Regions from separate parts of the Homo sapiens genome. Here region 1 is linked to region 2. Evidence: read pairs that join two places in POLR2A ChIA-PET (ENCODE). Cell type or tissue: OCI-LY7. All regions are shown on one strand. Links, peaks and the distances in the headings refer to the core of each region. The heading gives the core; the rest is flanking DNA. Region 1 overlaps LPP (LIM domain containing preferred translocation partner in lipoma). Region 2 overlaps LPP (LIM domain containing preferred translocation partner in lipoma).

Evidence for each region. ChIA-PET counts read pairs that join two places held together with the same protein. Peaks named below come from ENCODE experiments on the same cell type or tissue, not always from the same donor. Only the 100,000 strongest peaks of a DNase experiment are listed, where the experiment ranks them.
Region 1: POLR2A ChIA-PET joins it to region 2 with 10 read pairs; 1 of 35 experiments calls an interaction of 5 or more read pairs at or near these places.

What each region holds. Positions count from the first base shown.
Region 1 is chr3:188,440,204-188,456,188 of GRCh38, reverse strand. The region is part of intron 4 of LPP (LIM domain containing preferred translocation partner in lipoma); the gene reads right to left. Among named protein-coding and RNA genes, the nearest start is that of LPP-AS1, 120 kb to the left of the region's middle. In OCI-LY7, for the core only: no CTCF peak of the experiment used is centred there; a DNase peak (open chromatin) is centred at 9,238; H3K4me3 peaks cover 1,157 bases; H3K27ac peaks cover 1,027 bases.
Region 2 is chr3:188,206,058-188,222,042 of GRCh38, reverse strand. The region is part of intron 1 of LPP (LIM domain containing preferred translocation partner in lipoma); the gene reads right to left. Among named protein-coding and RNA genes, the nearest start is that of FLJ42393, 36 kb to the right of the region's middle. RefSeq lists an enhancer at 7,901-8,050. In OCI-LY7, for the core only: no CTCF peak of the experiment used is centred there; DNase peaks (open chromatin) are centred at 7,462 and 7,982; H3K4me3 peaks cover 2,068 bases; H3K27ac peaks cover 2,904 bases.

The sequences.
Region 1 (15,985 bases), core at 5,678-9,677, 230 kb before region 2:
AAATGAGGTCAGGCCCATTGGCTCACGCCTGTAATCGCAGTGGTTGGGGAGGCGAAAGCAAAGAATCATTTGAGCCCAGTGCCAACATGGACAACATAGCAAGATCCCATCTCTACAAAAAATAGAAAATTAGCCAGGTGTGGTGGGGCACACCAATAGTCCCAGCTACTCGAGAAGCTGTGACAGGAGGATTGTTTAAGATCAGGAGTTTGAGCGTGCAGTAAGCTATGACTGCACTAGTGCACTCAAGCCTGGGTGACAGCAAAATCCTGTCTCTAAAATAAACAAATAAAAAAATTTTTTTTTAAATGCCAAGTGAATGAATGAGCCATGAACAAAAATAGATTTACCGTTTTACAACCACATTTGACAATTACAGTTCTCTTTGTTCCCTAAGTAAAAAGACCCTCTGCAAAATTCTGAAAAAAACCAATATTCTCTTTATAGGGTAAGTACTGAGAGCTGGTTTTACCATATCTAGAATAGGTTACAGTCATTTTTTGCCCAAAAATATTCACCAACATTGCCCTTCTGATTCTGTAATCAGTATATTATGATAGAGTTCATTTTAAAATCAAGTACCCATACCTACTGTTTTCAATCACAGTCTCTGTCTCGCAGAGAGCAAGTGACTGATAAAATAGCACTGACTCAAATGTCACACATGATATCAATTACTTTGCCAATCAAGGAAATTAAGGATATGACTACACTTCTTCTGAGTGTGTTTTATTCACTCCAAACATTAATTAAACCCTATTATCAGGGATGTGTAAAACCTCGGCTTCAGCTTAAAAATAAATCACTTTCTCCTGGGTGTGCGCATATTCTATTTACATGAACCTTTTAATAATCTTTTTGGGAATAGAAGGCAGTGAATCTGGTCAGTACCTTCTCTTTTTTTAATCCTTGTTGGTGCTTTTTATGTGAGCACTTTGCTAGTCCCCAAATATTACTATTAATAATAGCCTTAAGACTTCATCAGGCTCTCAGCTAAAAATTTTTTCTCTGTAAACTGTCCAGAAACCATGCAACTTGACAAAATAGCACCTGTGTTATCTATTAAACTATCTCCCACTCTAATTGGCCCTAGAGCTATGATTCTATTCTAGCTCAGATCTTGCAAAGACAAACATAAAAGCACATATTAACAATGTATGTCATCTCACTTGTATAAAGGATGCTTCTCCAAATGCTCACTACACTAAGTTGGCTTTCGAATAACATTGTGAACACCTTCTAAAACTTTAGATAAGCAGGTAACTTGATGTGGTTTATTCTAGTCATGGCTTTGTGTCCCCACCCAAATCACATCTTGAATTATACTCCAATAATTCCCACGTGTTGTGGGAGGGATGCCGTGGGAGATCATGTGAATCATGGAGATGGTCCCCCCATACTGTTCTCATGGTAGTGAATAAGTTTCATGAGATCTGATGGGTTTATCAGGGGTTCCCGCTTTTGCTTCCTCCTCATTTTCTCTTGCTTCCGCCATGTAAGATGTGCCTTTCACCTCCCACCATGATTCTGAAGCCTCCCCCAGCCATGTGGAATTGTAAGTCCAATTAACCCTCTTCTTCTTCCCAGTCTCGGGTATGTCTTTATCAGCAGCGTGAAAATGAACTAATACATAGCTCATCCTTGCATAGAATGCATAAAACTGGAGTTGTTTTCCAATAATACAAATTACAATTTTACATCTGAATTCTTCCCAAGCAGGAAAGATTTAGCATTCAGTTTATCTCAAATCGTAAATTTAAAGTCTACAACAGAAAAATCCTTAAAAATATTTAAATCCTAAAACCTATAGAAATGAGATATGTTGGTTTTCCATGGATGAAAGTTACTGAGGAATATCATAGACCACACTTCTCAAATACCATCAACTGAGAAAGCCAGTAGTTTCAGGCTTATATTGTTAGCTCTTGCTTACCTACAGCATTGCACGGCAGTTACAAGCATAGGCTGTGATGCCACACTGCCTAAGCTGGTGTCCTGCCTGTCACCTGCTAGCTGCCTAACCTTGGACAAGTTACATAATCTTTCCATACCTCACTTCCTCATATGTAAAGTGGGAATAGTAACTGTACCTGCCTTGCAGAAATTTTATGACAGCCAAATTAAATAAATGCAAAATATGTCACACAGTGCCTAGGATATGCTAAGTATTCAAAAACATTACACCTTATTCAAGCACCCTGCCTTCAATCATACTACATAAGATAGACATATATGGAATGAGAAGAATGTAATAGGATAAAAAGAGTATGGCATTTTAGGTTAAAATGTGAGTTAGAATCTCCACAGTTCTACATGCTATATTTGTGGCCCAGAGCTGTTTAAACGAAGTCCCATCTCCTTATCTGTAGAATGCTAAGAAGCCTAACAGAAGTACCCACAAAATTAACAGGAACTCAGAGGAAATCAAAATAACTTTCAGCTAAAGAATCAGGGGAGACTTAATAGGGAAGGTACTATTTTGATAAATACTATAGAATAGATTTGTGGAAGTAGAAATATTTAAAATGTATTCTGGACTGAGAGAACCATTCAAGCAAAGACACAGAGGAAGGAAAGCATGGTGTGTTTTCAGAGAATTAGCACATGTTCTAACCTGGCCAGCAAAGAGATTGTAAAGGGAAGCAACTGGCGCTGAGGTGAGACAAGCAGATCCCGTCGGAAGGAGATCAGCATTTCCTGGCCGGATTGGGACTTATTCCCCCAGGCATTGTGAACACATTCAAGATTGTTATTGTCCATGGATAGGATCCGGTCGGTATCATACAAGGAGCTGAGCACAAGGTGAAGAGTGTTTAGAAACCCCAGGTCTACACTCCAGCCTGGGTGATCGGAGTGAGACCCTGTCTCAAACAAACAAAAAAGCCCAGTCCTACAGATAAAGGCGTCCTAGAGATAAAGGCTTCCAGAGTCCATTAAGCATCTAGCCTGTGAAAAGCCAAGGAATCAAGGGGGCACGATGCCAGGGTTGGCAAAGATGGGGAAGTAGATTCATACCTGTATGAATCCGGAACCTAAGGAAGGAAGAAAGAAAGAGTCAAAGAGAAATGACGTGACCAGGAAGTATCATAAACATTCAAGAGGAAGAGCAAGAGATAAAACCAAAGAACCCGAGAGAGGTTGGTCCACCTAAGAAGGCATCTCAAACAACCAGCTACAATCTGCTTTCTTCACACCAGTAAGAACCATGGTCATGTATGGCCATGTGGGCTGACAACTTAAGAGGTGAATCTAAAGCTTAAAATAAAGAAAGAAACAGCATCAGGGGCAAAATAGTACGAGAAAGAGATATAAAAGATTTAAAGAGGGAATACAATATGACAAAACAGAGATTCTTCACAGGATACAGAATAACTCCATCGAAACAAGACAAGGAGAAACCAGGTTGTAGTCTCAGTCCCAGGATGTGAACTACTTGCTTTATATGAGATGGCCACTTCATGCCTCAAAAATTAGGCAGAAGCCAGTAAACAAGCATCCTGTCAACACCAGTCATTCTTCTCTCAAGACTTTAAGGTTAGGGGGCAGAAGTACTGAACGGAAAGCATTAAGTTCTAAAGGTCTGGAAGTCAGGAGTGGAGGAAATTTTCCCAAGTCCTTTCTTATTTGTCATTTTTCCTTTTCGATACACGTCACTTAAATGAGAAGAAGAGGACTCTATCATCCCTCAACAACAACAATAATAAATTCTTAAGGAATTGTGAAGCATCTTAGCTGACAATATCGAATGAGCAAACAATAGCCTGACTTGTCATGCAGCAAGTGAGGCCTTTCTGGGGAGAAAGGAAACAAGAGGAGGTGGGGGCCAGTCAGCCGCACAACATGCTCAGAGCCCACACGCTATCAGTTTTTAAAGCACTTCTTCACAGACTATCTGCCCTTGAACAACACATAATATAATGCTCAGCTAGTGAAAGAGAAGGATACGGAGGGATATTCATTGATAACAGTGAGGAAACTTAATTAATGTTAACGACACATTTCTTGATGGGAAGACTTAAAAATTTTATCCTTAGTTCTACTGGCCCCTCTTGAAGAGGGTGTCAAACAAACTGTAGCACCTTCAGAGAAAGGCAAACAGAAGGTTAAAAGAATCTGAAACCAGATTGTTAAGTACGGCTGTTTCTCTCTGAAAACACACAAAAAAACAAACCAAGGGAGATGAGTGTACAATAGGGCGAGCCCCTTACCTATTTTTTCGGCCTCATCTCAAACATCTCCTAGTGTTCTGTCTTGTTCACTGTCATATTCTAGAGCATAGTAAGCACTCCATAAAAATATGTTGAATAAATGAATAAAAGTCCTCAAAACAACTCTGGTTTCACTATCCCTCGAGGATGCCACATTCCCTCTTGCCTGTGGATCTCTGCACACATTATTCTCTCTGTCTGAATATTCCTCCTACTGCTTTACCTTATCCTCTAAATTTTCTGTCTTATAGCATCCCCAAAAGACACCTGCATCAAGTAAGCACACACAGATCATCTACCCCGTTATATACCAGAGCTCTTCTCCTTTCCCTTTGTAGCACTCATGATAGTTTGTAATTAAATGTTTGCTTGAGTATTTTGATTAATGCCTGTCCCCTTGACCACACTAAAGGTTCCAGAGAAACCACAGGACATGTCTATTTTGTTCACAATTTTGTTCCCAAGTACCTAGAAAAGTTTCTACAATGCAATTGCCATACAATAAATATTGAAAAATGTGAAGGAATGAAAGAAGGGCCCTGAAGTAACATCAGTAAAATGGCCTTCCTTGACAACACCACATTTTCAAGAGATTTTTTTCCCACTCAGAAACCCTGCTGAATAGCCAGTATGCCTCTCTATGACCACAGTCCCAGAGATAGCCATGACCAGAAACAGACACTTAACACTTATGAAACAAATCACTTTTCTTCCCAGTAATTTTGAGAGACTGAATCTGTTTACTATGTATGGAAAAGAAGCAGAAACCAGGAGGTACTAGTAGTTCCATACCCATCATATTAGCAAAAAATATAAAGTCATGCAATACCCCGTGCTGGTGATGGCATGAAGAAAACAAGAATCCTAATGCTTTACTGGGGGAAAGTAACCCTAGTGAAGCCTTTATGTTTAAAAAAAAACAAAAACAAAAAACAAAAAACACAGAGCCTAGTGAAACTCAATATTAAAATGCACTATGATCAAGCACCCTCCCCACAGCCACAAATCCTGAGCTAACTTCTGCCAATCATTAAGAACACATATACAAAATGCTCACGACAGTACATTTGTGGCAGCCAAGAGTTGGAGGTATATGACTACCTCACTTTGAGGTGTATCACTAACGAAATCAATCAGTGAAATACAATGGATGCACACTCTGGAAGACTCTACAGTATTACAAGTAGTAAACCTCCTAAAGGAGCTGCAATGTAAATAGATTTTTTTTTTTTTTTTGAGACAGAGTCTCACTTTGTCACCCAAGCTGGAGTGCAGTGGCGTGATCTCGGCTCACTGCAACCTCTGCTTCCCAGGTTCAAGCAATTCTCCTGCCTCAGCCTCCCAAGTAGCTGGGATTACAGGCGCTTGCCACCATGCCCAGCTAATTTTTGTATTTTTAGTAGAGAAGGAGTTTCACCATGTTGGTCAGGCTGGTCTCGAACTCATGACCTCAGATGATCCACCTGCCTCGGCCTCCCAAAGTGCTAGGATTACAGGCGTGAGCCACCGCACCAGGCCTGTAAATCGATTTTTGAAAGATTATGCTGATCATATAGATAAATGTGAATTAACATAATTATTTAAACTGATGAGCAATAGTACAGCAATAGTTCCTAATCTATGGGCAGGGTATATATTGGAGATACTGCAAAGGTCCTGACAATTCTATGCCTGCTCACTGAGCATTATTCATGTATGTGATTAAATATATTTCACACATATTTGTATCATTTGTAAAAGTATGTAATTGTTTTCTCATCTGTAGAAAAAACTAATACCAATGTCTCAGCGCTAATCAAATTTACAAATCTAACTCACACGAATAATATGTGACATTAAATATTTACACGTTATCTATGTATTATAATTCATAATACAGGTTGGGCGTGGTGGCTCACACCTGTAATCCCAGCATTTTGGGAGTCCGAGGTGGGCGGATCACGAGGTCAGGAGCTGAAGACCAGCCTGACCAACATGGTAAAACCCTGTCTCTACTAAAAATACAAAAATTAGCCAGGCGTGGTGGTGCACGCCTGTAATCCCAGCTACTCAGGAGGCTGAGGCAGAAGAATTGCTTGAACCTGGGAGGCAGAGGTTGCAGTGAGCTGAGATTGTGCCACTGCACTCCAGCCTGGGTGACAGAACGAGACTCTGTCTCAAAATAATAATAATAATAATAGCAATATAAATGTTACTTATTTTTGAGGGGGGAAGACTATGCTGAGCAACAACAGTAGTAAAAAGAGTAAGAAATAAGATCAGATCGATAGCACAGAACCATGATCTAAAGGCACAAGGACAAAGTAGCGAAGAGTGAGATGTACAGTCAGATTGCCTGATTTTAAATCTTGCCTCAGCTACTGACTCACCAGGTATGTGAGCTTAGAAAGTTACTTTCTTTGTGTCTCAGTTTTCTAATCTATAAAACACACTAGATAACAGTCCCTGTCTCATGGAGTTTGTTGTGAGATTATTATAGTTATTACATTTAAAGGACTTGAAAGAGAGCCTAGCATATGGGAAGTGGCTGATAAATGTTAGGCATGATTATTGTGGAAATGAAAACAATAGTATATATTTCTAAAAATTCATGCATTTATAAGTGCTATTCCAAGCCCGTTAGGCTTCTGTGAGGTGGAAGGGAGAATGGAAGAAGGAGAAAGGATGAGGAAAAGAAAAGAAAGAAAAAGAAAGTCAATCAAAAACAAGAGAGAGCCTCTTCAAGGACTATTAATAAGAATTGACCATGCTTGGGGTCTTATATTTAACTCAGCCCAGTGGATCTGGTATACATAAGGGAGAAAGAGCAGAAATATTCATGGAATCATGTCAACAGACGTGCAGTAAAGTAAAAGTTTCAAAACTCCTGGTTCCAAGGACCTCAGAGCTATTGTTGTTGCTTCCAACGTCTTTTGGATTTCCTACCACACAATAAACCAACCTTGACTAGTGTGTCACTTTCTATTTTTTGCTATCTTAGTATAATCTCTGACTACGAAAGGCCCTCAAGTAGAAAAAAGTATCAGAGTTGCTCCATGTTGCTGCAGAAGGCAAAAGATTTAAGAAGGTAGAATACAGTTTAAAAAGACACATTTCTGATTCTAATTCTAAACCAGGTAAATTCCAAGGTTTTTCAGAAAAGCACGTTTCAACAACTCACTAAGATTTTTATGAACATAAAAAGCCTCAGACACACTAAGAAATAGTGCAAAATGCATTTTCTTTACAAATGTTGTTTGGGAGAGGACTACCATTTGCCATATACACAGGCTTACTTGGTTCCTCTCAGTTATAGCACAGGCCACACAAATTTCCAGAGGTGAGATTAGTCCACAGTCTCCTACCCAAGTCCCACTGAACGTCCTAGGCAAAACTGACAGAGATCGTCTTTCTGATTGGTCCCCATATTTAGCCCCACCTTGGTTGCTACAGTAAATGTTAGATAAACTTACCACACTTCAGAATAAATTAACATTTATTTAGATAGATATTTAGATAAAGATATCTAAATATAGATCTTTATCTAAATATAGATATCTAAATATAGATATCTTTATCTAAATATAGATATCTTTATCTAAATATAGATATCTCAATATAGATAGATATTATTATCTATTATGTGTTAGCTTTTGCACGAGTCATCTCAGGTAACCTTCCTAAAAACCCAGGGAAATGAGAATATTATCTCCATTACAAAGACGGGGTGAAGGAAAACTCAAAAGGGAGTTTGTCCACGTTCCCAAACCTCCTAAATGCAAAATCATAACTTGAACCCAAGACGTCTGCCAACAAGTACAATTGTTTTACAACATAACACAAATAGTCCTAATGAACATCCCAAATTTTGAATTACAGAGCCCTAAAGATCCAAATCCTATGACCCTCTTTTTACAATCCAATATAGACCCTGTTATAAAAATTATCTTTATATTTTGAGTTGATAGCTTACAAATTCAACCCACTGATAATGTTGAATAGTTTGAAAACAACCTCCAATCTACTCTTCTATGTGGTTGAGGCTTGGGAATCCACTCTGGCCCCCCAGTACAACAGTAGATAATTTGACACAATCAAATGAGAGTAAATGGTAGTAAACAAAATAGAAATAGCACTGATGGTAAATGAGGAGGCATATGTTCTTGTCCCTACTCTATGGCCATACTGCTATAGAATCCCGGAGAGTCACCTTTTTTTTTTCTTCTAAGATGGAGTCTTGCTGTGTCGCCCAGGCTGGAGTGCAATGGCGCGATCTCGGCTCACTGCAACCTCCACTTCCCGGGTTTTAAGTGATTCTCCTGCATCAGCCTCTGGAGTAGCTGGGATTACATGCCACCATGACAGGTTAATTTTTTTTTTTTTTTTTTTTTTTTGAGGCAGTCTCACTCTGTCGCCCAGGCTGGACTGCTATGGTGTAATCTCTGCTCACTGCAACCTCTGCCTCCTGGATTCAAGTAATTCTCCTGCCTCAGCTTCTTGAGTAGTTGGGATTACAGGCACCTGCCACCATGCCTGACTAATTTTTGTATTTTTAGTAGAGACGGGGTTTCACCATGTTGGGCAGGCTGGTCTCGATCTCCTGACCTCATGATCCTCCCACCTCGGCCTCCCAAAGTGCTGGGATTACAGGCGTGAGCCACCACGCCCAGCCAAGAGTCACTTTTGCTTTGGACCTTATATATGCCCTGTAAAATCAAGTGATTCTCAACCCTGGTTTCACAAAATCATGTGGGAAATTTCTATAAACTACTGATGTGCAGACCCACTGCAAAACAATGAAATCAGAGTCTCTCAAGTTGAAGCCCTGGCATTTGTGTTTTATAAAACTCCCTCCAGGTAAAGCCAGAATTGATTGCATAGATGATCTCTGAGGTTTTTCTCAAGGCTTTCTAAGGTTCTGTATCCAAAGGAATCAGAGTTAGACCACACAGGCCACAAATCACATGTCAGACTTTTTGAAGCCCATACACTTCAAAAAACCTCCTTAATTAAGCCAACTGCTAAAGGAGAGACACCATCTCGTCTCTCACTCGTCCTGTGGTCACCAGCACCTGCTCTTGAGAAAGCAACTACAAAAATGAGAAAAACAGAAGTTCTATAATAGAATCCACATTTCTAGAAAGCTTACAAATGAGGCTTAGAGCTAAAAAGGACATGGAGAAAAGGCAAAAGAAAGCCATGAAAACAATCACGGTCCAATCATTCCCTGGGCAACTCACTCCATTGCCATGTTGAAAACATAGATGTTAGAAACCAAAGGGTTTTTTGAAGAAAGCAGGAGCTGAGTGGGAACTTGGAGAACAACAATGAAAGCAATGCCACAAAGAGAAGCTGACAAGCTCTGGAAGCAGCAAAACATTTTCATCAGTCCGTGAAAAATTAAGGAAATTTGGGGAAATGAGTTTAGAAAAGGAGATTGTTTACAAACAAATAAAAACAAAGAAAAATAAAAACCCACAGAAGCCTTTTGATGGCAATGTAAAACCAGTTACTTCAGAAACTAAAGACAGAGAAGTTAAATGACATACACAGTAACCAACAGGTTACAATGACACTTTTAAAAAGAAAAGGCTGAGATAATCTATGGTCAATTTCATGATGTTTTGACCTTGAGGGCCTGACTGGCACGGCGTCTGGAGAGTGGCAGAAAGAGACACATTTCAGAAAAACTGAAAGTCAAACACCACCTGCTACTTTCACTAGTTCTTCTAGGCCGTGTGAGATTGGAGTGGCAAAATGAAGCTGGGCTCTCATGCTCACTTAAAATGATGGACAACACCAGTGTGTTTATTAAAGAGAGCTGTTTCTAGTCATTTAAGTGGTGTCCCACAAGCCGTAATCAACCAAGCATTGTGGACAAGACTCTCCTGAAATTATTATGCATAGAACACATGTGGCAAGACCGCTGCCTTCAAGCAGACTATGAGAAGGCTCTTACTGAAAAAGAAAAACAGTGGGTGCAAAACTGGCAGAAAACTTCCCCTCCCTGTTAAATGGCATACGGAAGAAACAAATAAAATAATTTATTCTAAGAAGAGAGACCTTAAAAATGATAAAACTGATAGGAAACCATTACATCTATCCTGTATCACAAAAAATGGCCAGGAATTCTTTATCTCATTACCTTGCTGCATATGTTGGAGATGTGTGTGTCTCTGTGTGCCTGTGACTTTCACAGCTTGAGCTATTATATATTTATTTGTTTATAATCTATCAGGAGAGCAAATACTTTGGTCATTGCTTATTCCTGGTCCTAAAACAGTGCCTGGCACATCATGAGTTCCAAACATTGCCTGAATAAATGAATGAATGAATCAATGTCTTTTTTACTTTTTTTTTTTAAATTATACTTTAAGTTCTGGGATACATGTGCAGAACGTGCAGGTTTGTTACATAGGTATACATATGCCACGGTGGTTTGCTGCATCCGTCAACCTGTCATCTACATTAGGTATTTCTCCTAATGCTATCCCTCCCTAGTCTCCCACTGCCCAACAGGCCCCGGTGTGTGATGTTACCCTCCCTGTGTCCATGTGTTCTCATTCTTCAACTCCCAATTATGAGTGAGAACATACGGTGTTTGGTTTTCTGTTCCTGTGTCAGTTTGCTGAGAATGATGGTTTCCAGCTTCATCCATGTCCCTGCAAAGGACATGAACTCATCCTTTTTTATGGCTGCATAGTATTCCATGGTGCATATGTGCCACATTTTCTTTATCCAGTCTACCATTGATGGGCATTTGGGTTGGTTCCAATTCTTTGCTATTGTGAACAGTGCCACAATAAACATATGTGTGTGCATGTGTCTTTATAGTGGAATGATTTATAATCGTTTGGGTATACATCCAGTAATGGGATTGTTGGGTCAAATGGTATTTCTGGTTGTAGATCCTTGAGGAATGACCAGACTGTCTTCTACAATGGTTGAACTAATTTACACTCCCACCAACAGTGTAAAAGCATTCTTATTTCTCCACATCCTCTCCAGCATCTGTTGTTTCCTGACATTTTAATGATCACCACTTTAACTGGCGTGAGATGGTATCTCATTGTGGTTTTGATTTGCATTGCTCTAATGACCAGTGATAGTGAGGTTTTTTTTCCATATTTTGGTTGGCCACATAAATGTCTTCTTCTGAGAAGTGCCTGTTCATATCCTTTGCCCACTTTTTGATGGAGTTGTTTGTTTTTTTCTTGTACATTTGTTTAAGTTCTTTGTAGATTCTGGATATTAGCCCTTTCTCAGATGGACAGATTGCAAAAATTTTCTCCCATTCTGTAGGCTGCCTGTTCACTCTGATGATAGTTTCTTTTGCTGTGTAGAAGCTCTTTAGTTTAATTAGATCCCATTTGTCAATTTTGGCTTTTGTTGGCATTGCTTTTGGTGTTTTAGTCATGAAGTCTTTGCCCATGCCTATGTCCTAAATGGTATTGCCTAGGTTTTCTTCTAGGGTCATTTTTATTTTCTATAATAAATTCATGCTTATATATTTTCTTTCACAAAATCCTAAGAACAATCTAGTTCAAGTATAACAAATGTATTTTCCTATTTAATATGCAATCAACGAGTCGGGCATAACTTTTTCTTTCAAGTTCAAGATTTAAAGGCATTGCTAAAGGTATAAGACTTTTTGGTTTATACTTATAATTTCTCAAAATTTACTTTTATACATACCTCTTATCCTCTTAACATATACATGCAATGATACAAACCCTTACAGCCCTATATTATTTGTATTATTAGAAAAAGAATACAGCTCCACCATATCAATGCTGTGTAGAACAAAAATACATCATCCTTGTAGTTTAAAGTATTGAAATTATTTAGTTATTCCCTTCCCAAGAAGTGAAAAATATCTGAATTGTAAAGAGAAAATTTCCAGGTTGGAACATTTTAATGAAGAGAGGAAAAACACAGCTTCTGAGCAGGTTTGAGGAAGAGTCAAAGATGTATTTGAAAATTATGCACTATATTTGCAAAGTGAAGCATGTCCACTAAAAGTACATTCTTTATACACATGCTAACAAAATTAAGGGCACACCATCCTTTATTGAATGAGAGCCTGTTAGAAGAGCTAGTGTGTACCATTTCCTTTTGTTCCCTGGAGGAAAGCTAAGGGATGAAAAATACTTTGTTAATGAATAATATTAAGCTGCAAATTCAAAATTTTAAGCCACTGAGATTGATAAATTAAGGTTCTGATGGCAACCCAATTCTTTCCTGTCAGGCACATGGTATAGCTATAACTGGAACACTTGTTTCCATCTTAAGGAATGGGGAGGATTGATACAACACGAGATTCAGCATTGCTAATTAGGAAACATCAGCAAAAGTCGTTTGGAAGCTGCTGGAGTCAAAACCACAAAGAAAAGGACATGAAACTCATCCCACCATTTTCTCCTTAGCCCAGAAAGTGAGATCATAACAGTCCTTCATGTTTGTTAAGTACCTACAACTTACGATACGCTTCTATACAATATGTCATTTGAAGGAGAAATAAATGCAGGCCAATACTTTCCATCTCTATTGGATAAATGGAGAAACTGAGGTTCAATAGCGTAAGATAACCCTGCCAGGCCACAGAGCCTTCACGTGATGAAGGCAGGCCTCAAAACCAAGCCAATACCTTTTCACTCTAGAATATGGCATCAGACTGAAGCTATGCAGCCAAGAACTTGCTTCCGCCCTTTCTTTTCAATTGCATTATTTTCAATGGCAAGCAGGAATTGTCATTTTTGTTGTTGTAGATTGTGGTCAATGAACACTTAATAGAGCCCCAGTCTGAAAACAGTTTCTTCTCTTTTTTGCAAGTATTATGTGTACCTTTGTGTACAGGTGTTGGTAATAAAAGCATAGAAGACAAAGTTCAAGTAATGAAAATCAAGTTCTGAGAGAAAAGATCACAATGATCCCTTCATCAACCTGTCCACATGTCTCTGTCTTGCCTTTGAAAACAGAAAAAAAATTTGTGTGTCTCAGAATGCTTTTTATCATCTCCAAAATGGTTTTACAAATAGACACACAAACTCTTTCAACGTGCTCTTAAACAGAAAGACTCCTGGACTCAATCAGCACTCCTCTGGGTAACTCACGTATCTGCTCTTCTTCTTCTTCACAGAGCCAGCTGACATTCTCAAGACGAAACCCCTCAATCTGACATGTAACTGTAAAATCACTGGGCCCGAGGAGTGACTGTAATTAAGGGCTTACGTTGAAAATGTATAAACAGAGCTTGATTCTTAAGTTTCGAAAATTCTTCACAGTGATGGTGTGAACTAAATCCACAGCCACATAATAATCAAAACAGAAAAGCAAAAGAAAGCCACTTCAGGAAATACCACGGTCACACCTCAGTTGGCTTCATGCTACAGATTATAGAAAATATGTTGCTGCCCGGGCCACCAATCTGTTGGTTCACATTACTACGTGAGCAATGTAAGTGTTTGCAAGAAGCCATCCACTATCTAAATATCAGATATAGATGCTCCAAAGCAGCTACGTCAGTGATGAGAACAGAGAAAATACGTAGCAACATTTCATTAAGTTGAATTCTAATACTTAAAAGGCTCCTTTTAGTACTGACATTCTGGATTTTAAAAGTTATGTTGACCGCATGTTCTCACTCACAAGTGGGAGTTGAACAATGAGAACACACGGACACGGGGAAGGGAACATCACACACCAGGGCCTCTTGGGGTGTGTGGGGCTGGGGGAGGGATAGCGTTAGGAGAAATACCTAACGTAAATGACGAGTTGATGGGTGCAGCAAACCAACATGGCACATGTATACCTATGTAACAAACCTGCACGTTGTGCACATGTACCCTAGAACTTAAAGTATAATAATAAAAATAAATAAATAAAAGTTGTGTTGAATTCACTTATTCATTTTTTCATTCATTCATTCAATAGTTATTGCTAAGCACCTAGTGCCCACCAGCCATTAGGCTAGACCCCTAAGATACAATGATGCCCCTGTAGAGTGTACAGCTGAGTCTGTGAGGAAGTTATATGTTCTTTTACACACATACGCAATTAGAAACTGTAATGAGTATTGCGGCCGGGCGCGGTGGCTCACGCCTGTAATCCCAGCACTTGGGAGGCCGAGGTGGGCGGATCATGAGGTCAGGAGATGGAGACCATCCTGGCTAACACGGTGAAACCCCGTCTCTACTAAAAATACAAAAACAAAATTAGCCGGGCGTGGTGGCGGGCGCCTGTAGTACCAACTACTCAGGAGGCTGAGGTGGGAGAATGGCGTGAACCTGGGAGGCAGAGCTTGCAGTGAGCCGAGATCACACCACTGCACTCCAGCCTGGGCGACAGAGCGAGACTCCATCTCAAAAAAAAAAAAAAAAAAAAAAAAAAAAAGAAAAGAAAAGAAAAAAAGAAACTGTAATGAGTATTGCAATGGAAAACTTTAGGGGGATTTGAGAACATCCCTTCAACTCTGACACTGTACCTTCCAGGGACTAGTAATCAGAAAATAGAGGCAACTGTGAAGAAACTACGAATTGGGGTCTGAAGGCCTCTAAATGATGACAAATGCACATCCACTGCAGTTTTATTTTTATTTAAAACGTAAGCAACACTACAAAAGAATACATAAACATTCAACTTTAACCAATCCCTGCTTGCAAATTATCTTCTAATATATTCTGATAAACACATACGCACGCATACACACAGCATGGTGAAGATTACTGTTGTAGGACTTTGAGAATCTGGAATCAGTCCTTGATCTAGAACACACTAGTTGTTGAGATAAAACTGCCCCATCTTTATAAAATGGAGCTCATCATCTCTGCAGTGTCAACCACAAAGGGTTGATATGTAAGAATTCAATGATAGCATAGTATAAATACATTTTGAAAAGTGAATATTTTTTATAAACAAAAAGAAATCAATCCATATATCTGATGTATACAGGCACGCACACACACACACACACACATATTAAGGGAGAGAGAGTACACTGCATCAATCCATATATCTGATGTATACAGGCGCACACACACACACACACACACATATTAAGGGAGAGAGAGTACACTGGATTTCTCATTATCATACAATTTTCTTTTTAATCCCAGCAATTTTGCAGTTGCTCTGTTGCCTTTCTTTATGCAAAGTTTTCTATGCCAGCAGAAGATGGGAGAAGGAGGTAAAGATATGTAAAGGTCATTCTGCCTGACTCCTCCATTCACAGTCAGAATAAACAAAGGACTGGAATCAAACCCCAAAGGTCAAACTGCACCACTGTGTGATGATACTAATTAAGATAACCTATGGTAAAATTGGTACCAGCAGTAAGTTTCAGGAAAAATCTTGTGACTTTAATGTGACCATGAATTGACATCTAAGGGAAAGAGTAGCATAATTTTTACTTAATGTTTTGTCAGCAAGCATGCAAGAATGTCAGATGTAAATAACCGAAGCAGCATATTTACATCTGGTTTCCTATATTTAAAAAGCTGATGTGAAATCCTAGACTGCATGTCTCTTCTCTATCAATCATGAAGGACTACAAAAAAATCCTAGAAGGAAATGCTACTGCTTTGTAAGATCATTTATTAATGATAACATTCAGTAAGTGCTTACTAAGTGCTAGTCACTACTAAAAAAAAACTTTAAATATAATACTTAACCTTGACAACAACCTAGGAAGTAGAAATGGTTATTATTCTCTTTTTTACGAAAGAGGACACTGAAAATCAGCAAAGTTCACTAACTTTTCTAAGATCACACACAGTTAGCATTTACCAAACATACTAAAC
Region 2 (15,985 bases), core at 6,343-10,342:
TTGAACACTGAAGAAACTGAGGAACGGAGAAGTTAGACACTCATCCAATATCTCTAGGCTAGTAAGTGGTAAAGCCAGGATTTGAACACAGGCGTTCAAAATCAAGTTTCATGACACAGGCTTTATTAATTTATAATTACAACTATAATATGGACAGTTCTTCCTCTAGAGGTGGAAATATACCTTTAAAACTCCTGCTATTTTCATATTTCATGGAGCTTTGGGATAAAAACAAAGCCTACATTTCAAACTATTTTTTTAAAAGTTCACATTAACAGCAAGTAAATCTTTCCTGAATTCTACCTTGCTATTATATTCTTAAGTGAAATAAAAAGCTCAGAACCCTGGCACTAAGCAGACATCTACTGGTATGTGGGAAACAAACCTGAAAAGGGTTAACAATTAACTAGCTGATATCAGACCAATTCAAAAACAATTCGAATGGCCGGGCTCATGATCAAACAAATCATGGGAACCCCAGTATGGGCTATGGAAACCACTCTGGCACAACTGTTAGTTAACAGAATGTCACATGTTCTGCATTCAGGGGCGCACCAAAGAGAGGTTTGCTAACACCTTCTGTCTTGGATAACACAGTGTGTGGACCTAGCAGGTGTAGGTGCTGAGTTGGACATGCCTAGGGGTGTCGAAGAGCCTCAATGGGGGACACACTGGAACACAAAAGACAGAATGAAAAGTGTAGAAAAGCACGAGTACATGCAACGTCCTTTTGAGGGTCTAAAAGTTCTCTGCAGATGATGTGACTTCTAAACGATGCCTGAACACCCAAGAGGATTTCCACGGATGAGGAGGAGAAAAATAGGCTCAGGGAACACAATGTGCAAAGGCCTTGAGAAGGATGAGTTCAGGGTGTTCTCAGAGAAAGTGACTAATCTGGTGAGGCCAGTGACAGAGGATGCAGAGGAATGTGGTGGGACACACGCCTGGAAAGGGATGTGGCAGCCAGAGCCTGGAAGACCTTGTATCTCATGTTCTAAAGCACTTGGATCTTAAGCCATAGGTGTTGCGTTTCGGGAAGTGACACAATAGAAAGTTAAATGGTAGCCCTATCCCTTTAAGAAATGAATCCCTTTCCATGGTCAGTTTCCAAGCATAGCAAGGGTAGGGGAGCTACCTATGAAGGGATCTTCTCCCTGTGGCCCCACTCACAGAGAAGTCGGGGGGCAGGTGGCTTTCAGAGTTGCTCTTAACCCATACCTTCAGTGACCCTTTCCTCTAGGTCTGAAACTCTCACCAACATAACAGACCCACTGGAAGGCCCAGGAAAGAAACAAAGTTTCACGTTCCAAGCAGGACTACCACTCTGCCTTCAGTGAACTGCCAGTCCCACCCAACTCCTTGAATCAGAAGAAGCTGGTCTGGAGACAGGCTCCATCCAGCCTTTCTGCTGTCTCTTAAGCAGGAGCCAGAGGCCTACCCAGCTTGTACTCTATGTGCCTGAAGCTCAACATCACAGAGCTCACAGAGTTCTCAGCCAGGCCTGAAACCTCGTGACATGAGATTAGTAATGAGCCTGTGCTGATGTCACCACTTAGGTTGTATGGAATCCTCCTTTCCCTTAAAGGAAACTTTGTAGCAGTATCCATATGTCAAGGCCTTCAAAGATGCAATGCCCTCCCTGCCCTTGAAGAGCTCCCAGTCTAGAAGGAGAGATAAGACATCAAGTAAGGGAGGACAAGTGCCACAGAAGAAGCACAGGTAACAATGCAAATTTTCATACCACACGGTGACATGACATGAGGTGATGTCATAAAAAAAAGTCATGACAACAAAGGAAAGGAAAATTGTTGACGATTCCAGATTTACGTGACCTCACCGGGAGAATCAGACCATTTTTATACTACTCCTGTCAACATGGTGGGTTTCAGGGGGAGCACCTATTGTATCACACCCATCTGGCAGATGGGAAAACTCAGGCTCAAGCAAGTTAACTGACAGTGAGGAAGTATCACAGCCGGGATTCAAATCCATATCCCATGCTCATATGCAGCATACATTTGTACTCTATTGCCTCACAGCTAACTGTGGTTGAGTTAGCAGAACAGAGAACACAGAGATCACTTCTAATGGATGGGAGAGCAGGTGGTGATCAAGGATTATTCCCTTCCCAAGATGGCGTCTGTGCAGAAGTTTACAGGAGGATTGGGAGTTCTATGAATGAAGATTGGAGAGGTTATCTCAGGCTAAAGGAAAGGCATGTGCTAAGGCATGAAGGTGAGAAAGTGCAAGATATATCTGGGGGTTGGTAGGAAATGTGTTTGATTTAAAGATATGTAAGCAGGAGCATCAAGGACCCACATGGACCCACAGTGGACCGATGTTGGTGTCCATTTATGACAGGTCCTGGATACCAGGGGCAGGAGTTTTTACTTAATACTGTTAAGTACTAGAAAAGTAATAAATGTTTCACAGCAAAACTGTGGCATGGTTTCAGCTTTACTTGGGATTCTGTGCTCTAACAGTAGGGCTATGCAAATAGCCTTTCAGCACCTGAGCCAGGGTCAGGAATAATGCGCCCTTGGGTCCTTTCAGGTCAATATACAGAAAGACATTGTTCCCTGGCTATGACTTCAGAGGTAAGAAAATCTACACCTATTTCATAGAGCCTGACCATCATCTTAAGAGCCTCCGTGACTCATTAAATATTAAATTCCGGGCCCCGGCTAGAGCACAGGTACCCTCAATTGGTAAACACAGCATGGGGAACAGGATAGAGTCAAAGAATAAAAGGAACTGTGCTTGACCCTTGGATTCTACACTTATTAACTATGGAATTTTGAGCAACTTACTTCCTTTTATCAAGGGTGCAGTTTCTTCATTTGTAAAATGGAAACGATAATATGTATACAGCTAGGTTCTTGTGAGAACAATCAAGTTGTGAGATTAAATATGAGGACGTGTGATTCCTACACGCAGGCTAACATGTTTAGAATAAATCCCCCCCACCCCGCCCCTAAAAGCCACCATGTTGAAAGGGTAGTATAAAAACTGCCCCATCTTCCTGGTAAAGTGATCTAAATCTGGATTTGTCAACAATTTTTTCTTTCTCTGTTGAAAATTGAGCTGTATTCCCCAGGCAAGTCATTACATCTTTTTGTGCCAAATTGTTTTCATCTTTTAAATGACCCAGTAATCCCACTTTGGGCAATATACATAAGGGAATAATCCAAAAGGAAAAAAGAAGGCAATTTGTTCAAAGATGTTATTCATAGTGCTATTTCTGGCTCTTTATATATCCCCCTATTATAGCACTTATCTCACTGTGCTGTAATTATCCACTCCCCTTCCATACGCCTCCAAATTATCTTTGAATCAATCCCCAGCACCTAGCACAATGCCTGGCATACAGTAAGAACTCAATAAATGTTTGTCAACTCAATGAATAGGTAATATAAAAGAAATTTTAGAAGAAACTTGAATGAGCAATAACAAAACACTGTTTTTAAGAGATTATGCTAATTATTTGAAAACCTGGTAACTACAGACTGCAAGAGGGGCGCATGAGAAAGCCTCAGAAATGAGTTTTAGATGACTTAGTGTATGATTTCTGAGCATCTCTGGGCTTAGGCTGATTATAGTATAAGATTGCCAGGGGATACACAGGAGGATGAGGTCACAAGCTAAGTTGCTTTGGCCTGGTGGCTAGAGGATGGGGCTTGGTCAGAATTTTGGATTCTCTACCTGATTCAGCCACTACCTAACTTCTCCAAGACCTGAAAAATGAAGTATCTGCAGGAAAGCCCAGCCTGTTAAAAGGAATTACAGGGAACTGCCAAAGGGCAGCAACTGTGAATTCAAATGTAAATGAAAAAAGAGGGCTGGTAGGTGCCCTTGGACCGCAGTCCAGTCCTCAAGACAAGGAGAGGCTTTCAAACCCCAGCTCTTCTGGGCTCCCACTGAGCCTTCCAGACCCATCTCACATGGAGATTGAAGATTCCTTACCAGGGAGTTTACAGGAGACAGAAATCTCTGCATGAACAGACAACACCATGAAAAAACAACATGTTAAATACAGCCCATAAAGTCAGCATCACTCTGAACGTTCCTCATTCTTGGTGGGAAAGAATGTTTTACAAAAATACCCAGGGAGAGCAAAGGAAGCTGCACGTTCTGCAGGGCTTATTTTGGGGCGTTCCAACAGCTCTCAGCTGGGAAGCCAAAGGCAGGAAGCCACCATCCTCTGTGCACTGGCCCAAAGCTCAAGGTTAGAAACTAAATGGGAGAGGGGTGAGAAACAGATACTCTTTGGTCTTGGAACGCCAGCTGCTTATCTGGGCAACCCCCTAGGGCACCTATTTTCATTTCCCTCTGAGTATCCCAGATTCCTGCCCATTTAGCTCAGCATTTCTCTGAAGGAAATCACACTTGAGATCCTATAGACGATCACTCCCAAACATGCCCCAAACTTACCTCTCCTGCCCAACTTCTATGCCCTAGTCAAAGTTACCACCACATCACACCTGAATTACGGTAAAAGTCTAGCCTAACCTTCTTGCTTCTACCCTTGACTCCCTTTTACTATCAGGTTCCCTCCACAGCAGCTGGAAAGATGCCTGTAACACATAACCCATCACATCTGGACTCAGGTCTAAGAAGCTCAGGTCTCTCACTTACCACCACCTGCTAGACCCTATTCTTTTCTCCTGCTTCTTCCCCTGCAGCCCACATCCTGCCAGCACATCAGTCTCCTTCTGTTCCTCAAACACAAACTCCTTCCCACTTCACAGCCTTGACCTTTGCATTGACCGTCTCCACTGCCTGCAGTGCTCTTCCCCCAACTTCTACAAGGTGGCCTCCTTGTCACTCAGATCTCAGCTTAAACATAACCTCCCAGAGTCCTTCCCCACTCACTCACAGTCAGAATGCCCTTTGTGACTCCTCCCTTGGGTTACTTATCAGTCCCTCTTGTTTAAGTGTTCCTTTATCTGCCTCCTTCACACACCTGCAGCAGCGTGTAAGCACCAAGAGATCGTTGTTGTGTGTGTCTTACTCTTTGCTCTAAATCGAGTACTGGGATAATGCCCAGAACAGTGCAAGGCACCTAAGTGGAAACTCAATAAAGATTTAATAAAATTAGATGAATACATGCCACGGATGGAAGAAGCCTGACAGATTGTATAAAAGGATAGTAGCCCTGCACTGTGGCTAACATCCTGGGCTTTGGAGTCAAATACACATTGGTCACTAATGCCTTTGCCCAAGAGCTATAGCGGTTTGGACAAGCTTTCTCACTTCTTTAGGCCTTAATTTTCTCAAAAGTAAAATGGGGATAATAGCACCTGCCTTGTGGGAGTGTTGGGAGAGTTAGAGACAGGATGCTTAGTGTAAAACTCAGCACAGCCTAAATGTTCACTGTCATCAACAGTAACCTCCTCTTTCAGGTGAGAAAAGTGAGACTCAGAAAGGGGCAGGGCATTGCCCAGATGAAACATTGCATTATGAGCAGAGTTAGGTGGGGTGTGGTGGCTCATGCCTGTAATCCCATCACTTTGGGAGGCTGAAGCAGGCAGATCACCTGAGGTCAGGAGTTGAAAACCAGCCTGGTCAACATGGTGAAACCCCGTCTCTACTAAAAATACAAAAATTAGTGGGGTGTAGTGGCAAGTGCCTGTAGTCCTAGCTACTCGGGAGGCTGAGGCAGGAGAATGGCTTGAACCCATGAAGCAGAGGTTGCAGTGAGCCAAGATCACGCCCTGCACTCCAGTCTAGGCAAGAGAGTGAGACTCCATCAAAAAAAAAAAAAAAAAAGGAAGAAGAAGAAGACGAGCAGAGTCAAGTCAGAAAAATCATGGCCAGTTTTGGCCTACTATTCCACAGACTTAATAATTACTAAAATATTAGATATCATGCCACATATCTATATATTCTGCCTTGTTCCAGAAATGATCTGAGGTACCTGACAAAAGATGCTAATAGTTCATGATTTAAGTGAGAAAGTGGGTAAGGAGAGGAGAAAATAAAGCAAAGAAAGGAGAAAGGGATACAAAAAATAAGAGCTGGATGTCTCATACCATTTGCTAGAGGTGAGCTTTAAATTTAGCTATGGGCTTCCTAGAGCCCAATACAAAAGAAAGGAAGCATAGCTGCGTACAGCCCTTTGGAACACTTGCTTTATTGAAATGCCATAGCAAGGTGTAAGGAGGTGTCACCATCCAGTTGAGAAGCACCCTGATTTGTCACACTCTTGCCAATTAGAATCCAATATCTGCTTACTCCTGATCACATGCCATTCTTAGGTAAAATTAGTCTCCACTACTGACTATGTGACTTTGGGCCACTTACTTAATTAACCCTTTGAAGTCTCTGGTTGCTGTTCTTCTATAACATGGAGGTTAAAAAATAGTACCTAAATGGATAGACAAAATGTGGTATATTCATTACCACAGAATATAATTCACCCTTAAAAAGGAGAAATTCTGACCCATGCTACAACATGGATGAACCTTAAGGACACTACGCTTAGTGAAATAAGCCAGTCACAAAAAGACAAATACGGTATGATTCCACTTAGATACAGAACCTAGAGTAGTCACATTCATAGAGAAAGAAAGTAGAATGGAGGATGCCAGGGGCTGGAGGAGAGGAAAATGGGTAGCTGTTGCTTATAGGTACAAAGTTTCAGATTGCAAGATGAAAGAGGCCTGGAGACTGATTACACAGCAATATGAATGTATTTAACACTGCTGAACTGTACTCTTTTTTTTTTTTCTTTTTCTGAGACAGGGTCTCGATCTGTCATCCAGGTTAAAGTGCAGTGGGGCAATCTTGGCTCACTGCAACCTCCACTCCCTGGATTCAAGCAATCCTCCCATCCCCACCTTCTGAGTAGCTGGGACCACAGGTGCATGCAACCAGGCCCAGCTAATGTTTGTATTTTTAGTAGAGGTGGGGATTCATCACGTTGGCCAAGCTGGACTTGAATTCCTGGGCTCAAGTGATCTGCCCACCTCGGCCTCTCAAAGTGCTGGGATTACAGGCGTGAGCCACCATGCCCAGGCTTGAACTGTACTCTTAAAAACCATCAAGATGGCAAATTTTATATGTATTACACCAAAATTAAAAATAATATTTTAAAAAATAGTTCCTACTCAAAGGCAGCTATAGTGCCACAATAATTTAGGTAAAGTGTTTAGCCCTGTGCTTGGCACCCATTAAGCAACCAATGCTTGTCAGCTGTCCTTATTCAGAGTATTAGTATTCATACTGGTATTATTTACTCCAACCTCTTACTGTCCCTGTCCCTCAGCACCACAGAAAAACACCCCAGGCTTTCCTTCTTCAAGGCTCTCTCCTCCTGTCTCATGAACAGGGCTTACAGTCACCACCCAGCCTCAGCTGGTCACAGAAGGAGACAGATTGTGTACAGGTTCCTGGGAGTCCTGTGCAACTTCCCTCCTCCCACTTGCTTCAAAGCAGATTAGAGAGTCGCTTCCCCTCTCTTTAAAACTGGCCAGAACAAACATAGGTCTCAGAGCACTTCCTCTGCTCTATTACATCTGCCACCTAATGCCACTGGTAATAAAATGCTTCCCCAAAACATATTTCTACCATCTTCCCTGCACTGGAAAATAAGGCCCTCAAGTTGATCCGAGGCCAGGTGCAGCAGCTCATGCCTGTAATCCCAGCACTTTGGGAGGCCAAGGCAGGCAGATCACCTGAGGTCAGGAGTTTGAGACCAGCCTGGCCAACGTGGTGAAACCCTGTCTCTACTAAAAATACAAAAATTAGCCAGGCCTAGTGGTGCATGCCTGTAATCCCAGTTACTCAGGAGGCTGAGGCAGGAGAATCGCTTGAACCCAGGAGGCGGAGGTTGCAGTGAGCCGAGATCGCGCCATTGCACTCCAGCCAGCCTGGGCGATAGAGCAAGACTCTGTCTAAAAAAGAAAGAAAGAAAAAAAAAAAAGTTGATCTGAAACTGAGCTGACTACAAAGAGTTACTCCTGATGGCTGTGAAACATCTGAGGTGACGTAATAGGTCGGTGTCTTCTGGGTCTCTATCCTGCTTTGGTAGGCTTAAAAAGTGTGTGTGTGTGTGTGTGTGTGTGTGTGTGTGTGTGTGTTTAAAATCTAATCAGAATCAGGACTCACCTTTGAATGGGCATAATATTCCAGAATTCTTACAGCTTCAAGAATAGTGGTAGAGGCTCAGATGGGAAGCCTTGCTGAATTTCTCTCAGGGAAAATTGCATAATTTTCACTTCCATGGATAGAAAGGAAGTTCCACACTATTCATTCTGCCTTTTGGACAAGTGATCATCCCCTTTCGTGAAAGAGAAAGATATAGGGAGCAAAGGAGAGCAGAAGGTTGCATTCATACGACATTCACATGAACAAAAGAAGGGAAAGGTAAGTAAAAATCAAAGAACAAAAAGAAAAGAAAAGAGCCTCATACAAAAACAACAAATCTAGGCATCTGAGCCCATATATCCTAACGGGAAGAGGTCTGAACTAGAAGTAGGTTCTAGTCCTCAATTTCCCACCAACTAGATTAGTAAGTGTGGACAGTTCTAACATCTCCCAATTTCCTCATCTCGCAATAGAGGGGGCAGCTTAAGTCTAGGGGAAGGAGAACGAACTGAGAGAGAAGATCTGGGTTCTAATCCCACATAATGAGCCATCTGTCTTCAGGGCCTGGGTCTCTGCTGCCCATTATCTCACACTGTGAAATTAGACAGATGTGCTGAAAACTCTGCAGGACTCTTCCAACTCTGACAACTCATCAAATCTACACAGTGACCTGCACACAAGGTATTCCAGACCGTGGATGCTGTGCAAATGCTACACATCAACATTTTGCATACTCTTAAATCCCACCATAACTGTTTTCAAGCTAAAACTACCCCTCCCTACATGTCCACAGACATCCCGACATCCCTTCCAGCTTGTTGCTTTAGCCTTAATCATCAGACAACAGCACTCCCAAATTGTCTTTCTACCCAACTCAAGTTAGGCCTCAGATGAGAGGAAATACCTACTTTTTAAAAAATATACAAATATAATTTTTCTTCAGGCCGATCTTGTCTTGAAATCCCACTGTAAGAAGTACTCCCCTGGGAAAGCAGCTGTCCACACCCCCAAATAAAAGTGACCAGCACTCCCAGCAACGTGTCCCATCACCATGCAAGTGAGCCAGCCCACAGGCTGTAAGCCCCAGGTCTGTGAGCAGAAATGGCAGTAATGATGTACTCACACGATGTCCAGCCCCCACAGGCAGCTGGCCCTCCACTAGCCCTCACTCCCTCTTGCAGGCCCTCAGTCCACTACGGGACACAGCAAGGCGGTGGTCTCGAAGCCTGAAGGGAACAGAACTGAGACATTCTCGCCTCAGCTTCCAGAACAAGGGACAGAGGAATGAAGGGGGAAGGGTGGGGGCAGGGTGGGGGGACGACTTTGTTTCTGGAAACAAGAATTCAAATCCTGCTTCTCCTAAACCCTGAGTCACCTCCCTCTCTTCCAATAGATCAGCCTGGTGGGTAAACATTTCCAAATATGGAGAAGCAGGCTGGAGGATGTCAGAAAAATCACCCTTCTCTCTTCTCTGGCACTTGAAGAACATGCCCCACTTTAACAAAGAATTCCTTACTCGGAGTAAATTATTAACCGCTAAAGAAGTGGATTCTCAACCCTTCCATACACTGTCCTATTCCAGGAAAAAACCTCCTCCACCCCAAACAAGGAAGTGACTGGTCTGAAAGGCTTTAAGCTCATCTTAAGAATGAGACCATCCAGAATGCAACTAAATTTATGAAATAAATCATTAATTTGGTGGAGGGGAGATATTTTGGGAGATGCACCTGAAAAGGTCACAAGAATTTAAGCTATGGTTCCTATGATGGCAGGTGAGTCTCAAAACAACTCCTCTCGGCCGGGCACAGTGGCTCACACCTGTAATCCCAGCACTTTGGGAGACCAAGGCGGGAGGATCACCTGAGGTCAGGAGTTCAAGACCAGCCTGGCCAACATGGTGAAAACTGGTCTCTACTAAAAATACAAAAATTAGCCAGGCATGGTGGTGTGTGCCTGTAATCCCAGCTACTTGGGAGGCTGAGGCAGGAGTATCACTTGAACCCGGGAGGCGGAGGTTGCAGTGAGCCATGACTGTGCCATTGCACTCCAGCCTGGGCAATAAGAGTGAAACTCCATGTCAGCCTGGGCAATAAGAGTGAAACTTCTTCTCAAAAAAAAAAAAAGAAAAAGAACAGCCCCAAGTCTCTCACGCCCAAGCCCAGAGTCTCTTGGTCTGGGAGTCCTCCTGAGAATGTAATTTGGCATGAGTCCTTCATGGGCACAGACACCGGGCTGGAAGACTCAGAATAAAACCAGACTCTCAAGAGAACACTGTTGTCAGGAAAAGTGGGGGTGAATTGCTCAGTTTAACTTGTAACATGGATTCCAACCCTAAGGTTCTGTGATGACTAAGTTGGAGCAGTGAAGCCAATCAGGAATGAATCTGATCTAAAATGACTCCAGACTGAATTAAAGGAGGAGAAAGAGAGATCAGACACTAGGGGAAATGGTGTGTCGGGATATAGGAGGTGCTCCGAGATGGGAATCCAAGTACCACATCTTGGCTTCCCGGTGGTTCTGTTTCTTAGTGATCTCGTTCTACTGTTGGTTGTAAAGGCTTTCTGGAGGTCAGATGAGTCCTTTTTCAAAATCGTCACCCATTTCCTGGCTTTGGACTGCACCAAGAGGTTGCTTGTTCTCACCCCCAGGAAGTCTTCAAGCTATAAACAGCTCTGATCAGGGCATGAAGGACCCAAGCCCCAAACCCCAAGCCCAAATCAGTCAGTCGTTAAGATTTTAGACGAGTCAGTGCTCCTTGTGTAGCTTACATATTTTTCATTTACAAATTAGGCAGATATCTAGAAATGGTCCAATCATGTGTCCTAAAAGCAGCTTCTACTTGGTCTATCCAAAGGGTCATTACACATTCATTTTGATTATTTGTTTTATACTTAACAAGCATGCCGTAAGCAAACATTTATTATTTATTGTACATTTAATGAAGGAACACAAATATAAGTTACTATTAAAATAGGTAAGGAAACAGAATCAGAGGGCCTTCCACTGCATGCCAGAACCAGAATTCAGGACAGAGATCTCGCCATTGCAACCCTCCTCAGCGGGTGGGCGTGGGACGTCAAAATTAGGTCTGGAGAGCAAAAAGGGGTGGTCTTCATTCTGTCAGGAGCTCAGAGTCCCTTCCTGCATCCCAACAGGAGCATTCCAGCAAAGAAAGGAGATTATTCCATGGAAAAGAGCTTCTGGGAATGGTCTTAAGCTTTAAAAACCAAAGACCAAGGGGAGAGCCACAGAGATCAATATGAAAACCAGAATGAAATATTTTAAACGTACCCTCCATCTTGCAAACATTTGGAGATCAGTTTCCACATCCACATAGAGAGAGACCCTTCAGTTCCTTCAATATATGTGTGCCTCTCATCCTCCTAGCTCTGTGATCTCAAAATTAGAAGTGGCCATAAAGGCCATTAAGCCCAGTGCCTGCCCCATTGGTATTCCTGAGGTCTCCAGTGAAGCAAAGATCATTATCTCCTGCCACTGCAAATTCCATCTTTCCATCAGAAAGTTCTTCCTTACACGGAACTGAAATCTGGTTCCTCCCCGGCCTTCCATCCCTTGCTTCACGTTCTGCCTCTCAGGACCATATTTCAACCTATGTCTGTCTCACTGGTTTGGAATTTTTGTAGGTGAGTATGTACACTCGTTCCCTCAGTATCCATGGGGAATTGGTTCCAGGACCCCTGAGATACCGAAATCCAGAGATGCTCAAGTCTTTTATATAAAATGAGGTAGTATCTCCTGTATACTTTAAAGCATCTCTAGATTACTTATAATACCTGAGAATGCAAATGCTATGTGAACAGTTGTTATATTATATTGGTTTTTTTATTTGTATTTTTTTATGGTTGGATTTTTTTTTTTTTTAATATTTTCGAGCCTTGGTTGGTTGAATCCATGGATGCAGAAACCATGGATACAGAGGGCTGACTGTATATAGAAACAAAGCTATCCAAGACCTCATCCCACAGTCACTCTGGTTGTTCTCCTGACCACATCACACTGCTGACTTCTAATGCATTTTTTGCCAACTTGAAATCCATTCTTTTTGGATTTTTCCAGTGTGTTACTGCTAAGCAGTCCATTCAGCATATATACTGCTGGCCTTGTGGACTCACAAGTCATACCCTACTAAACACCCATCAGATGGACTTGTCTACTTTATTGAGAAACAACAGAAGATAGACCTGCAAGTCCAGCTGTTCATCTACCTCCACCCCACAGCCCAAGCCACATTCCCACCCTTTGTGGATGAAGCTCAGGGATGCAGATCCCATTCCAAGATCCCCACTCCTGTTCTCAGATCCTGCCAGACCTAAAACTGTCTCCAGGACACAAGGCTATTCCAAGCAACATTAAGAGAGAGCTCTGTAGGAAAAGAGGGTCTTGTCAACACAATTCTCAGAATAAGAAAGCAGCCAGCAGACAGGGCAGCAGGGTCAATTTGCTAATCACGGGGCTGGGAGCTTGTGATCCCTGACAACACCATTCTGAACCTGTGTCTTTCTAAAAAGAGAGAAAAAATGTTATTTTCTTTCACAGTTCTGATGGCACTGTTCGCCGTCAAGGCCCATGTAGTAAGTACAATGATGCCTCCCATTATTAGTGTGTTCTACCTTTTATTAAATGATTTCCCAGTCTCATTGAATCCCTTCCAACAACTATCCCAGGAGGTAGTATTATACCCAATTTAGTGATAGGAAGACTGAGGTTCAGAGAGGTTAAGTATATTCCCAAGGTCACACCAGCAATAAGGAGCAAAAGAAACACTGGTTTAGGAGACTCCAGTTCCAATTCTGTAGACTCCCTTTCCAATTCTGCTACATACTAACTGTTTTAACTCTGGCTAACTTTATTCTGAACCTCAGTTTCTACACCTGAAAATTGGAGATTAAAATAGGCGCTCTGCTTATATCTCAGAGCAGTTATAAGGATCATATGAGATAATGAGAGTGAAAGCCCTATGGAAAAGGGTAAGGCATTATAAAAGTGTAAGGGATTATTGTGTGATTACTTACAAATGACTGTGCATTCCATTACAAATACAAAAAGCAGTGAGGTCATTCGCAAGACAAAGAAACATTAAGTCTCTGGGAATTAAAGGAAAATGATTTGATGTTCTACGGGGTTATGTCTATATGCTGCTCACTCTTGCAGTTCAAAGCTCAGCAGCAGCTGTCAGATTTTCAAACTCCAAGTCACATATGTCTACAGGAAGGCTCAAGACAAAATCTCCCTTTTCAGCTAAAAGCAAATGCTGGGCCAAAAGGAGGTAATAGAGATGGACGTTTCAAAGACCCCCTGAGATTCTCAGTTCCGGAAACGTGGCCTGCGATGTTTTCCTTGGAGAAGCTGTTAGAAACACAGGCTCCAGTCTCTCTGAAATAAGCCCGTGGGGAAATAAACATACAGTAAGGAGCTATTTTCCAGAGAGCACTGAGGATGCTCCCAAGCATGAATTAATCAAGGGCACAAGGTATTTCAAGCTGCAGATACCAAAAAGCTAGTAATCTCCAACCCACTAAACCTCCCAGCCCGGCTCACAGAAGCTTACCCTGGAATTCTAGCATCCCTAGCAGTGGGCAGCAGGCTGAGCCAGCAGATGAGGCTCATTTACATACCAGGTCTTGCTGAAGATCACCTGGGGGCCGCAGGGGACCCAAGGAGCTCTGAGAGCAAGCTGGTCTGGCTTCCTTCAGGCCTTTCCCAACATGCCACTTGTCAGGATTCTCTTCAATTCCTGAAAAGAGCCAAGTCATCTCTGTCATTTGTAGAGGGGCCGGATCTTCGCCAGAAATCCATTCCCAAGGCTGACAAGCACAGAGCCCAGTGAGGTCTGTTTTCTGGTTTGCATTTTATCATTTGCTTCCTGTGCTGATCATTTGAGAAAGACACTAAAGTAATTTATTGCATAGATGTGTGAGCATCTACTATGTGTGCGTGCTTGAATCCCCAGGGATGTTACAGCAAAGAGCTGTGAGATACAAACAACTTCAAGGAGCTCACAAATCCAGTTCAAGACAGAGACTGACTGCAATTGAAGGACAAGATGTTGTAAACTCTATGAGTTCTGCAGAATCCCTCCCAATGGGTGGGTTAGACTTTTGGGCTAGGAATTAAAAGAGGATGGAGCAGGGGGGCACAGATGAAGGAACAAAGGGCATTCCGACAGAAGGAAATATTTAAGCCAGACACAGTGGCATATGTCTATGGTCCCAGCTACTCAGGAGGCCAAGGCAGTATTACTTGAGCCCAGGAGTTCAAGACCAGCCTGGGAAACATAGTGAGATTCCCATCTTTAAAAAAAAAAAAAAAAAAGAAGAAAAAGAAAAGAAAGATTTGAACCCCAGCAATGACTGAGAAGATATGACAAAGACCAGCAAGTTAAAATCAAGCTTAGAAAATGTGGGTGGAGCACGGTGGCTCACACCTGTAATCCCAGCACTTTGGGAGGCCGAGGCAGGCGGATCACCTGAGGTCAGGAGTTCAAGACCAGCATGGCCAACCTGGTGAAACCCCATCTCTACTAAAAATACAAAAACTAAACAGGCGTGGTGGTGTGTGCCTGTAATCCCAGCTATTCAGGGGGCTGAGGCAGGAGAATGGCTCGAACCCGGCAGGAAGAGGTTGCAGTCAGCTAAGATTATGCCACTGCACTCAAGCCTGGACAACAGGGCAAGAGTCCACCTCAAGAAAAAAAAAAAAAAGAAAAGAAAAAAAAAAAAAAGAAAATGTGTAGGTCACTAGTGAGAGAAGTGGGCAGATGGATAGAAATAAACAGAAGTTAACTCAGAAAGGTAGATTGAAGCCAGTTTGTTGTAGCCTGAGGCAATTGAATTCTATGTCTAAAAGCAGAGTGAAAAATAAATAAATAATAAAAGCAGAGTGTTCCTTTACTTCGAGATGCAAAGCTCTGATTATACCATTGATGAGTTTAAGAAAATAGGCTCTTTTGACTCCTCGCTGCCAAATCATAACAACGATAACAATGAAAATTTAATGAGTGTTTACTCTGTGCTAGGTATTATACTAAGCAGGTTACATACATTATCTCATTTAACCCCAGCAATGACCCTGTGAACTAGGCACTCTCACTCCCATATTACAAATGAGAAAACAAAAGCTTAAAGGAAAAGTCAGATGCTCAAATCTCAGAAATAGTAAGTGCAACAGTCCAAAACTAACTGCTTCACATAGCAAACTCAACCCCTTGCAATTCTAGACTGTACTCCCCAGTTCTGGTCTTCTTTCTCATCGCCCAGATTCTCCCCGTCTCATTTCTAAGAGATGAAATCCTCTCCACATAACTAGCATGCATAACAATCTTGTATAACAAAAATAACTGTCTCTGAAATAGTTGACAAAAGTTTATATTTGTTTCTGTCTCTCCATTAGATCCTTGGGATCAGGAACCTTGCCTTTCTTGTGAGCCGGTGTACACAGTGAACACTCAAGAGTTATATATACTTAGTCAGACAATGTCTGTGAAGGTTGGACCAGGAAGGTAACACAATACTAGCTATAATTTCAAACCTTTTTAGCACAGATATTGTACCAATCTCAGCAAGGTTCCCAGAGTCCAAAGGGGAGACACAACCAGGTTGCAAAATGCAGGTCAAAGACCTTGTGGCTCGGGACATCCTGAAGGTCCTGCAGCTACTCTGTGGTTGCAGGACCTCGAACCTCCAGCAGGTGCGCCAAGAGCCAAGATCTTCACAGGGATCTGGACAGATTAAACCTTTCCTTGAAAAAATGAAAAAGCCATGTCCCACTGAGACGGGGATTTGAATTAAAGGAGGTGTGTCTAACAAAGTGGCCCAGGGGTAAGGGAGCTCTAGGCTGAGAGGTCTCAGACCCGTCACATCTCGTGACTCGTGCTAAG